Linked DNA regions of Homo sapiens: region 2 is linked to region 1. Evidence: read pairs that join two places in POLR2A ChIA-PET (ENCODE). Cell type or tissue: Panc1. All regions are shown on one strand. Each heading gives the region's core, and the rest is flanking DNA. Links, peaks and the distances in the headings are about the cores only.

Evidence for each region. Peaks named below come from ENCODE experiments on the same cell type or tissue, not always from the same donor. Only the 100,000 strongest peaks of a DNase experiment are listed, where the experiment ranks them.
Region 2: POLR2A ChIA-PET joins it to region 1 with 5 read pairs; 6 of 35 experiments call an interaction of 5 or more read pairs at or near these places.

Annotation. Positions count from the first base shown.
Region 1 is chr5:149,501,466-149,504,381 of GRCh38, reverse strand. All of the region lies in intron 9 of CSNK1A1 (casein kinase 1 alpha 1), which reads left to right. Among named protein-coding and RNA genes, the nearest start is that of CSNK1A1, 49 kb to the left of the region's middle. In Panc1, for the core only: no CTCF peak of the experiment used is centred there; no DNase peak of the experiment used is centred there.
Region 2 is chr5:149,604,703-149,607,618 of GRCh38, reverse strand. The region is part of intron 3 of ARHGEF37 (Rho guanine nucleotide exchange factor 37); the gene reads right to left. It also overlaps the pseudogene RNU6-588P. Among named protein-coding and RNA genes, the nearest start is that of ARHGEF37, 25 kb to the right of the region's middle. RefSeq lists an enhancer at 1,226-1,365. In Panc1, for the core only: no CTCF peak of the experiment used is centred there; a DNase peak (open chromatin) is centred at 1,498.

The DNA.
Region 1 (2,916 bases), core at 192-2,691:
GTGTTGTATTTAAACTATTTTATAATTTAAAAATAGATTCTAATCTGAAGATACTTTTCAAGAAATATTATTAACTGATGTCATCCTCATCCCAGCAGCTCATCTGTTAGGAATGAAGTTGAGATGCTTCTATTCCATGTTTTTGTATTTGGGAAGGATTCAAAGTTGAAGGTTTATTGTCGTTGGGTTTTTCAGATGGTGACATGTAAACTCAGGATAGCAAACCCTAATGTTCACACAGTGCTCTGCCTCTGCATCTCAGTTGGGATAGTTGCTCCTTTTGAGTGTTTTAATCATCGTATAACTAATCATAGTGCCAAGAAGTTCATAATGTGTTATGTAGCTAATGTCACTGAAAAACAGTCCTACCATTTTAGGTAAGACCAAACAGAGTCTCTAACCCAAGGACTTGTTACACCTGACAACCTATAGTATATTTGCTTTTTCTCACAAAATGAAACCAATTTTGCCGAAAGCTAGCTGGGATAATAGGATCATCACAAGTTGCAGTTTCTATAACTAAAATTAGATTGAAATCTCTTCTGACCTAGAACATTTTACTTCAGGCATTCAGCAGATTTCAGAAAGAATTACCTTATTTTAAGTTAGTTTCTTTGTTAGTTTACTGTGTGTCTCTTATTCAATAAACAAGCAGAATTTGTGTCCTGCCCTATCCATGTCTTAAAGATGAGAAGTTGGATCCACTGAGTTAGTTTCATTGGGGCGGGGGAAAGAACTGTAATTAAACTTGTTTAATCCTTATTTTGTATTGTAGCTATTTTTTGTAAAAGCAACTTAAAATCTTTTAAAAATTTTATAGTGACATTAGAGACAATGGTCATACAAATTATCACATAAACATGGACTTGAAAAATTAGGCTTTTCATAAAACACATCACATGTCATTGACTGCTTTTTAGAAATACACTTCCAAGGCAGTACATCTGTATTGCTACTGAAAAGTGCCATTTCACAGAACACAGACTTCTTTTTGCTCTTTGACATCTTGAAAACATCTGTTTTTCTTTTTTAATACAAAACTTTGTGCTCAAGACAAATCTTACATGAAACTCTCATAAACCATGAAAATGTAGCTGGCCTTCGGGCCTTAGGCATGAAATAAGCATGAGGAACATATTCCCCTAACTTCTACCCCCAGCCCAGCAAGTTATCCTTTAAGAAATCTCCTAGGAATTCTGGAGTTTGAAAACAATTGCTCTATGTTATTCCTGCTTCCAGTCTCTAAGTAACAAGGGCATTTAAAAGCATAGTCTCTTAAGGTCCACTATAGTGGTTCTTTATTTAAGGAATAACTCAGCTGGGTGCAGTGGCTCACGCCTGTTATCCCAGCACTTTGAGAGGCTGAGGCAAGCAGATCACTTGAGGCCAGGAGTTCGAGAGTCTGGCCAACATGGTGGAAACCCATCTCTACAAAAAATACAAAAATTAGCCAGGTGTGGTGGCGTGCACCTATGGTCCCAGCTATTTGGGAGGCTGAGGCAGGAGAATTGCTTGAACCTGGGAGGTGGAGGTTGCAGTGAGCCAAGATTGTGCCGCTGCACTCCAGCCTGGGTGACAGAGTGAGACTCTGTCTCAAAAAAAAAAAAAAAAGGAACTCATACAGCTCAATGATTCATTGATCCCAATAATAAATCGTTTTAATAATGATGAAAACATCCTACTGGGGTTTTCTTGTTAAAAACTTTAGGACAGGCGCAGTGGCTCATGCCTGTTATTCCAACACATTTGGGAGGCTGAGGTGGGAGAATTGCTTGACCCTAGGAGTTCTAGACTTGCCTGGGCCACATAGTAAGACCCTGTCCCAGCTCCCTCCAACATCGTCCCCAACCCCCCCCCCCCCAAAAAAAAAAAGCGCCAGGCGCAGTAGTGAGTGCCTGTGATCCCAGCTGTGTTGGGAGGCTGAGGTGGGAGTATCACCTGAGCCCTGGAGGTTGAGGCTGCAATGAGAGCTGTGATCATGCCACTGCACTCCAGCCTGGGCAACAGATGAGACCCTGTGTCACAACAAGGAATTTTTAGAAGGTGCTTTTTATATTACTCTTCACAGAGTTAAATTTTCAGAGGATTTAGTATTATTGAACTAAGTTTCATAAGTGTATTTTAAGCAAGTAAATCTCTAATGTAGGAAAATCCCCAAAATGGTAGCATTTACTAATGTTTTATATGGTAATTTTTGAAAAATATATCTGATATTTCTTCAGTAAAAATGGTGTTGTTTTAATAACTTAATAAGAATGTTTAAAGATTCTTTAAGTCTGGCTTATCTAGCTAATGTGGGCCTATTAAATAATAGGCAGACTTCTGCCTTCCTTATATTCTTTAGATCTTTTCAAATACTCCATTCCAATATCCATCAAAAGACTTCTCTTTATGCCACTTATTATCTATACTAGTTTTTAATGTTCAATTACTACAAGATTATAATTACTGTTTTTATTCATGTTCCCAAGAAAAATACATAAGATTCACACCCAACACACTTCGAAATTTATTTCACTCCCTTTGACTATATGTGATTATCAAAAAAGTATTTTTCAAGATATTAAAAATAAGTAAAGGAAAATGAAATATTTTTAGGACATTCAAAATCTAATGAAGTTCAGTGTTTCTTTAATTGAGGGCAGGCAGAGGTGGGGGAGAATTTCAGAAGGTAGTGAACCCAAAGGTGGATTCTTGGATAATTCTACTATTCTGTACTCTCATCATCTTAACCCATCTGTTTACTACCCTAACCATAGTTACTAAGCAGAGTTTTATCATAATAATATAGACAGCTCTCAAAGTATTGACATTCAGAGGGGATTACAAATATTATTTTTCTATCATATTGACCTACCATGTCCACAGTCTTCCTTGAATTACCTTCCAGTTTTACTGGGCTGCATCTACCGTTTA
Region 2 (2,916 bases), core at 261-2,760, 100 kb before region 1:
GACTCCTTTTTCGGACTCAGCCCGCCTGCACCCAGGTGAAATAAAGAGCCTTGTTGCTCACACAAATCCTGTTTGGTGGTCTCTTCACATGGATGCGTGAGACAATACACATATGATAAGTGCCATGAATTAAAACGGAGCCAAATAAAGAGTTAGAAAATGGTGGGGGATGTACTTGGGGAAGGCCTTTCGCAAGATGTGAATGTCTACCAGAGAGGCAGAGGTAACTAGTCCTGGGAACAAGCAAGGGAAGAGCAGCACCAAGTATTAGGGAAGGACACCTGCAGAGGCCCTGAGGCAGGACAGTGCTGGCCACAAGGGCAACAGCAAGAAGGCAAGTGTGGCTGGAGTAGGTGAACAAGGGCATAAAGTAGAGGAAATAAATCTCCAGGTGGATGGTGTCAAAAAATAAAACAGGTTGGGTGCTATGGCTCATGCCTGAAATCCCAGCATTCTGGGAGGCCAAGGCGGGTGGATCACTTGAGGCCAGGAGTTTGAGACCAGCCTGGCCAACATAGCGAAACCCCGTCTCTACTAAAAAAATACAAAAATTAGCCAGGAGTGGTGGCAGGTGCCTCAGGAGGCTGAGGCAGGAGAACTGCTTGAACCCTGGAGGCAGAGGTAGCAGTGAGCTGAGATTGCACCACTGCACTCCAGCCTGGGCGACAGAGCAAGACTGTCTCAAAAAATCAATTAATTAAAAAATAAAAATAAAGTAGAGGAAATAAGCAGGAAACAGAAGCCAGATCATGTAGGGTCTTAAAGTAAGTGGAGTGCAGTAAGGGATTCAGGTTTTATTCTGATGGTTGCAGGAAGCAACTGGAGGCCTTTGAGCAACGGTGACATGATCTGATTTCTGCTTAAAAGGATCACACTGGTGCTCAATTTTAGCATCATATACGCTAAAGTTGGAACAATATAGAGATTAGCATGGCGCCTCTGCAAAAATGACATGCAAATTTGCGAAGCGTTCCATACTTTCAAATCAGAAACTAATGAGATTAGTTACCTACAGAGGGTGGACGGACTTGAGAGGAAGTGGTGAGGGTGAAGAAAAATATATTAACCACAAGAAGGCAGGTGGGGAACCAGGGACCACAGGAAGCCCAGCTGACCCTACTGCCTGCCAAAGCCATGGGCTAGACCTGTGACCCAGACAAGGTCTGTGTTGGGACACATCAGCTGGTGGCCAGAGGTGCATGGTCCAGTTCTCAGCAAAGATCCCCATGGGGAGATCGCAGTCCCAGGGCCTACCCTTTCCCGGTGTTGGTTCAGCTGATGCCTAGCAAGAACTCCCAGGAGAAGCCCCTAGAGCCAGACAGAACATGACCACCCGAAACTGCAGCCAGGAAGAAGCTGTGTGAGAGAGAGATCAGCCAACTGCAGAGACGGCCTGGCTAAGAGATAGCTTGGGTGTGGCCGTGAAACCTAGGCCGGTTCCCACAGTCTCCTCAACATGGGTGTGTCCTCAGAAATGAGACAGACATGCCAAGGAAACTGTGTCATACCAGTGTGGCCAGAGGCAAGGGTGTTTCAGTAACTAAAGGATGGAGGAAAGTGAACTCCCACAGAACAGAGTGGTCCAAAGAGGCAAGAATGGCAATTACACCAAAGGAAAGGCTTGTTTCCTCCCTGCTTGTCCTTCTCCAGTCACAGATTAGCAAACAATTTATTCCTAGCATAAAAGGGGATACTCATCTCTAGCTGGGATTAGTTGGAAAGGAGAGAAAGGGAGGCAGCATGGTCAAGACCTAGGGCTCTAGAAGAGCTGGGTTCAAATACTAACTCTGCCTGGTCAAGCTGTGTGACCTTGGGAATGTTACTTAGCCTCTCTGAGCCTCAGAGACGTTTTTGGTAAAATGGAGGTTATTAATAATAATCAACAAGTAACGATGTTATGAGAACTCAAAGAGCTCCTTCAGGTTAAGTACTTGGCATCATTGTTGGCACAGAGATGGATACTATTTTCATGATCATTTTAAGGTGGCAGTAACTGGGACTCAGAAAGGAAAGAGCTTGTGGGTGGCAGGGACTTGTTAGTCAGATTCCAAAGCTCCTGCGGTAACCTAGACCTTCAATGCTCAAATACAGTAGTCACCAGCCACACGTGGCTATTGGGCACTTGAAATATGATGAACCCCAAATGCGATGTGCTGTCAGTGTAAAAGATACTGGATTTCAAAGACTTCATACAAAACAAAAGTAATGAATGATGAATGTTTATACTGATTACATGTTAAAATATTATTTTGGATCTATTGAGTTAAATAAAAGATATCATTAAAATTAATTCCAGTTGCTTCTTTAATTTTCTTAATGTAGCTACTTGAAAATTTAAAAAATTTGCAGCTAACGTTATATTTCTTTTTTTCTTTTCTTTTTTTTTTTTTTTGAGATGCAGTCTTGCTCTGTTGCCCAGGCTGCAGTGCAGTGGCACAATCTCGGCTCACTGCCACCTCCACCTCCTGGGTTCAAGCAATTCTCCTGCCACAGCCTCCCAAGTAGCTGAGATTACAGGCACCCACCAACACGCCCGACTAATTTTTGTATTTTTAGTAGAGGTGGGGTTTCACTATGTTGGCCAAGCTGGTCTCGAACTCCTGACCTCAGGTGATCTATCTGCCTCAGCCTCCCAAAGTGCTGGGATTACAGGCGTGAGCCACCATGCCCAGTCTCCCAAAAATCTTTCAAAATGCTGTTGCTGGGCCAAGAGTTTGCAACCAGCCTGGCCAACATGGCGAAACCCAGTCTCTACTAAAAATACAAAAATTAGCCGGGCGTGGTGGCGCACGCCTGTAATCCCAGCTACCTGGCAGGCTGAGACATGAGAATCGCTTGAACCCAGGAGGCAGAGGTTGCAGTGAGCTAAGATTGCACCACTGTACTCCAGCCTGGGCGACAGAGAGAGATTCTGTC